Regions from separate parts of the Homo sapiens genome. Here region 1 is linked to region 2. Evidence: chromatin loops called from intact Hi-C (ENCODE). Cell type or tissue: chondrocyte. All regions are shown on one strand. Each heading gives the region's core, and the rest is flanking DNA. Links, peaks and the distances in the headings are about the cores only. Region 1 holds the start of FLII (FLII actin remodeling protein). Region 2 has its middle 20 kb from the start of ZNF287.

Region 1 (2,898 bases), core at 235-2,734, 1.7 Mb after region 2:
CACAACTCTGCACCATCCAGGAAGGCCTCAGCCACACTGGCCCAACTACCCCTGCAGCTTCCCTCCCTCACTCACCCGGCCTCTTCTTGCACACCTCCCTGGACAGGGTGCCCACTCCCTTTCTTCCAGCTCTGCTCATAGCTGTCGGTGTTCCTCTCTCTGGAGAAGTTGTCTGCCTTCTCCACAGGCTCTGCCCACCTGGCTCATCCACAGGGACCCTCCCCTGCCCGCCCAAACCCCCTTACCAGCTTCTGCAGGGCGGCCAGCTCCTCGGGCAGGTAGCAGAGGCCAGTGCGGTTCAGCTTCAGCCACCGCAGGCTGGTCATGGCCTTGACATTCTCAGGGAAGTAGCCGCCCTGGGGGAAGGATGTCAAGGTGAAGCACAGAGCCCCTGCTCACCACCTTCTATGGCTCCTCCAGCCCATGGGAGCCTTTGGGGAGCCACAGAACCAACTCTCACCATCTGTGAGAACACAGACAAGTCATTTCATCATTGTGCCTCAATTTCTTCACCCATAGAATGGGAATTTTAAGCCCCCCCGTGACAAAAGTGTTGGCCTAAGATTTGTCTCTCCTACTGGATTCTGGGCCCCAGGAGGGCCAGGACAAAACTGGCTTGTTTCAGGTGAAAGCCCAGCATCCGGCTCTGTGGTTAGCTCGGCTCAAATTCCTTCACCTAGCATTCCACACTCTGACTGGCTGCCTGGGGTGGGGGATCCCCCTTCCAAGCCTTTGCAAAGGCGCCACCTGTGCCCTCATCCTGCCATCAGCACACTGGCAACTCACGGCCAGGGTCAAACCCTTGCTTGCGGAGACCGTGGCTCCCCACCCTGCAGGGCAGGCCAGCATCACTGCACTCCCCTGGTGTGTGAACGCCCACCTCGGCACCTCCAGCCCTTGTGGCACCAAGTCTGGGGCAGTAGGTGCCTTCAGTGCCTGCGGCTGATATTCCTTTCCCCCTAGCGCCACATTCCCAGCTGGTGACTCGGACTCTCCCAGTTCAGCAAAGAGGAACGGGGACCCCAGGTTAGGGTGGTGGGGATGGGGTCAGGGAAAAGTGGTGTAGCCACTTGTACTTGGGGTCAAAGGTGTGTACACAGGCAGGTAAACGCAGGAAAAACCTGCCTCCTCGGCCCCAGCCCCAGACCAACAACCCAGGCCGACCCTGCCAGTCACCCACCCTGAAGGTGAGGCTGACCCTCCAGCCAGCTCTCCCTCCCTCTCTTTCTCTGCTTCCCCTTTGGTCAGGCAATGCCTGTCTCATTCTTGAGTCCTGGAACCACCCCGCCGCCCCACCCACTGGCTGCGGAGGGCTGGGCTCCGGTCCCTTTTCTCTCAGTCCAGCAGCTGCTCAGACAACTGCCACCCAGCACCTGGCACACCGGCCTGACACACTCTCCACACCAACAAATCTCACTATACTCCTTGCGTCCAAGGAGGAGACTTTTAAGCCCCTTCACCGGCTGAGAAAGCCTAGGCTCTGAGAGGGGAAGTGATCTGAGAGGCCCAGGATCACACAGTATGGCGGGTGGCGGTGGCGGGGAGAGGGCAGTGATGAGTCGGCTCCACACCCGCCCCTGGGCAGCCGGGCAGCCATCCCTGAGTCAGGGCCTGGCTTGGGCGTGTGACCTCAGAGGGGCGGGGAGGCTCGCCCGATCCCCAGGCCACCATCCAGCCTAGACCGAGAACACGGACGCGGGGTGGGGGCTCCCGGCCGGGCCCCCGGCGGGACTCCGAGCCCAAGCGTCCGTCCCCGGCCTGCCCAGCCTCGGTCTCCCCGTACAGGCACTGGGCGGAGGCCTCGGAGGTCCATTCCTGGCCAGGGGAGAGCCCCACCCCGCCCCGGCCGCAGTCCCTGGGACACGCAGGGCCTGGAGCCGAGCGGGACAGGAAGCGGAGGCCAAGCGGGCCGGGCGGAAGAGAAGGCCTGCAGGGAGGCCCGGCACGCGCCCGGCCCGGCTCACCTTGAAGTCGTTGCCGCTGAGGTCCACGCCACGCACGAACGGCAGCACCCCGGTGGCCTCCATGGCGCCGCTCTCGCTGCCGGGCCGCGCCGGGCTAGGGAGCGCCGGGGCGAGGGCGCTGGGGGGAGCCGCGGGCTGGGCCAGCGCCGGCCCCGCCCCTTTAACCCGCCCGCGCCCGCCGCATTCCGCGGGGAAGTGTAGGCTTTAGGCCTCTTAGGGCCTCAGTTTCCCCGTCTGTTCGAAGACTGCGGAGGCACCAAGGAGTGCGGGCCCCCCCTGTGCTGGAGTTGGAGGCTTCCACGATCTCCAGGCTTAAGTCCCAGCGCCCCAGGGCAGGGGCCGTAACGGCCGCTGGTCGAGGCACCGTCACCTGCGCTGCTGCAGCACATGAAGCTGGCCCTGACCTCAGAGAGATTCTAAACCTCGGCCCCGGGGCGCAGAGGCCCAGGAAGTGCCTGTACTTGGCTGACCGGTGGTAGTGAGACACCTGGATCCTCGGGTCCTAGCTCTCCTGCTTCTGGACTTAGTTTCCTCATGTGTTGTTTTTGTTTTGTTGAGACAGGGTCTTCTTGCTCTGCTGCCCAGGCTGGAGTGCAGTGGTGTGATCATAGCTCACTGCAGCCTCGAACTCCTGGGCTCAGCCTCCCGACTACCTGGGATTATAGGCGCAGGCCACCACACCTGGCTAAATTTATTTATTTTATTTATTTTTTATTTTTTTTGAGACAGAGTCTCGCTCTGTCGCCCAGGCTGGAGTGCAGTGGCGCAGTCTCGGCTCACTGCAACCTCCGCCTCCCGGGTTCACGCCATTCTCCTGCCTCAGCCTCCCGGGTAGCTGGGACTACAGGCACCCGCCACTACGCCCGGCTAATTTTTTTTTTTTTTTTTTTTGTATTTTTAGTAGAGACGGGGTTTCACCGTGTTAGCCAGGATG
Region 2 (2,898 bases), core at 207-2,706:
TCGTCTTCTCCAGTTATTTTCTGTCTGGACCACTGGCCTCAGGAGTGGAGTGGGGTTGGGGCTTAGGAGAGAGCAATGTGGCTTTTTGGTATGACTTGTTTTATTGCTTGCCCTCTCAGCACACTCCTGTTTCTCCTAACACAAAGTCTGAGATTTAAGCCCTTAAACCTGTAGGTTTCACCGTCAGCTTTTTCTTTTTCTTTCTTTTTTCTTTTTTTTTTTGCATAGGCATTACTAGGGACGTGAATGGGAGACTGGTATAGAAAGTGGTGAGGAGCCGAAGCCAAGAAATTGCTTTAAACACAAGATGAAAATGCTCTGTTCTGTCCACACAAAGAATCACCTAATACTGGTGTGAGGCACCTCACTTAGCTGTGGAGAAGTCCCTGGAATTAGATCTCAGAAAGACAGTTCCAGCTTTAAGACAGTAAAACCTTTTGGCAATGGGCTAATTGCCTTAAAGGAAAGAAGGGTTCTACTTGAAAGAACTTGCAGGTGGAGAAATTGTCCTACAAAGATTCTTGGAAATGTTAATGGAGATAACTGACATAGGTAGCTGTGGGCCAACCAGGAGCTGTCAACAGCCTGATCTCAGCAAAACCAGGACGGCCAGTTAATAGTTCCTTCAGTTCTCTGATGGTCACAAATGTAATTTTATTTCATTTCGCCTTGTGGAGGTTCTGCAACAAATGTAATTTTAAAGGAATTGGGAGCCAGAAAGATAAATGCAACTCCTTCAACTATGTGACAGGGCAGACTGGTGAATCTGGGTTCCCAGAGTGTGGAGCAAGTGCCCTGCATCAGAGGACGGCCCAGGGGAAACGTGCATGATGCCGAACCCCACAGGACAGAATTACTTCAATCGCCTGGTCCTGACTACTACAAGGAGGAAGTCTCAGTGTCTCAGTTTGCATCTACGCTCAGATTTCTTTTTCTTTTGGAGACAGAGTCTCCCTCTGTCGCTCAGGCTGGAGTGCAGTGGTGTGATCTTGGCTCACTGCTACCTCCACCTCCTGGGTTCAAGCAATTGTGCCTCAGCCTCCCCTGTAGCTGGGACTACAGGCGTGCGCCACCACGCCCGGCTTATTTTTGAATTTATAGTAGAGACGGGGTTTCATCATGTTGGCCAGGAATGATGCGAGTTTTAATACACTCACTTTACAGTTTCTTATGTTTTTAAACTACTTTCACGTTGTAGCAAAAACGAACCTTAAAGGCTTCACAGAGGCCGGTCCACGGGAGGGGAGCGCCGGTCTCCCGGTCCCGCCGGGCTCACAGGGACGGAGCGGCCTGGGATTCCGCCCACCCCCTTCCCGCCGTCAGCGATTCCTCCTCCTCGGAGGGTCTGGGGACTTCTCCCAGAAGCCGCCACCTCGCGCCAGGACACCGGGAGTTCCGCCGCTCCCTGCGAGAGGGAACTGGCCAGAGGCCCTGCGGGGCACCGCGCGCGAGTGAGGCAGAAACCCAGGCACCATGCAGAAAGCCCCGAAAAATGTCCCTGGAGAAGCCGGGGAACAGCTCCCTCCACAGCCGTCAGGGCCCGCACAGGCTGTTTCCTCACGGAGGACTCGGCCCCAGGTTGTCACGAAGCCGCGACCGCGCCTCCCCGGGGTCCTCAAGGAACGCAGCGCTCTGCCTCACTGCAGACAAGGCAGTCCGCAGGCGGAACACGCATGCGCGCCGGCAAGTCAGCCAGGGCGGGTTCGCGCGCCCTCTTGCGGCCCTCTAGGTGCAGTGCAGGGAGCTTTGCGTTTTAGGGACTTGGGCTCCCTCCGGCCATCCTCTATTGCTTTTTGGTATTTTCAGTAGAGACGCGGTTTCGCCATGTTGGCCAGGCTGGTTTGGAAGTCCTGACCTCAGGTGATCCACCCGCCTCGGCCTCCCAAAGTGCTGGAATTACAGGCGTGAGCCACTATGCCTGGCCCTGGCCATCCTCTTTAACTACTGAACTTCAGATTATTCAAAGCCGTTACACTCCACCCAACAGCTTCAGAATATCCTCTAGTATTCTCTAACACGCATGGAACAGTCTCCAGATTAGACCACAAATTAGGTCACAAAGCTAGTCTCAATCAATTTTAAAAGACTGAAGTAATACAATATTTTCTATAACCACAATATAAGGAAACATTAACAGAAGGAAAACTGGAACATTCACAAATACGTGAGAATTAAACAACACACTCTTAAACAACCAATGGTCAAAGAAAAAATAACATGGGAAATTGGAAAATACGATGAGACAAATGAAAATGAAGCACAACATACCAAAACTATGACAATCAGTGAAAGCAGTTTCAAAGGGAAAATTTTACGAGTAAACATTTACCTTTAAAAAACAAAGATATCAGATAAATAACCTAACTTTACACCTTAAGGAGCTGGATAAAGAAGAGAAAACAAAACCCAAAGTTAGGAGAAGGAAGATGCTATAGTTTAAATGTGTCCTCCAATGTCCATGTGTTGGAAACTTAATCTCCAATGTAACAGGGGTAAGAGGTAAGACTTTTAAGAGGTGATTAGGCCATGAGGACTCTGTCCTCATGAGTGGATTAATGCCATTATTAAGGGAGTGTGTTCCTTTCAAAAGGACAAGTTCAGCACTCTCTTGCTCTCTCTTCCCTTTTCTTGGCCCTTCTGCTTTCTCCCATGGGATAACATAGCAAGAAGGCCCTCACAAGATGCTGGCACCTTGATCTTGGACTTCCCAGCCTCCAGAACTGTAAGAAAATAAATTTCTGATTTTTGAAAAATAAATTATGTGGCCTGTGGTATTTTGTTGTAGAAGCACAAATGGACTAAGACAGAAGGAAATAATAAAGATTAGAGCATAGTTAAACAAAATAGAGGATAGAAAAATAGGGAAAAAATCAACAAAACCCAAAGTTGGTCCTTTGA

What was found. Peaks named below come from ENCODE experiments on the same cell type or tissue, not always from the same donor. Only the 100,000 strongest peaks of a DNase experiment are listed, where the experiment ranks them.
Region 1: it touches region 2 in a loop (2.6-fold over the local background); 1 of 110 quality-filtered maps calls a loop at or near these places.

What each region holds. Positions count from the first base shown.
Region 1 is chr17:18,256,664-18,259,561 of GRCh38, forward strand. It overlaps FLII (FLII actin remodeling protein), which reads right to left and starts at 2,075. Exons shown (of 30, transcript NM_002018.4): 1 at 1,965-2,075; 2 at 246-356. The coding sequence starts at 2,027. RefSeq lists enhancers at 41-707, 1,367-1,446, 1,446-1,947 and silencers at 1,617-1,756, 1,767-2,166. In chondrocyte, for the core only: a CTCF peak has its summit at 1,530; DNase peaks (open chromatin) are centred at 829, 1,292, 1,798 and 2,291.
Region 2 is chr17:16,587,804-16,590,701 of GRCh38, forward strand. No RefSeq gene overlaps it. Among named protein-coding and RNA genes, the nearest start is that of ZNF287, 20 kb to the left of the region's middle. RefSeq lists an enhancer at 1,337-1,406. In chondrocyte, for the core only: CTCF peaks have their summits at 1,708 (motif pointing left) and 1,985; a DNase peak (open chromatin) is centred at 1,638.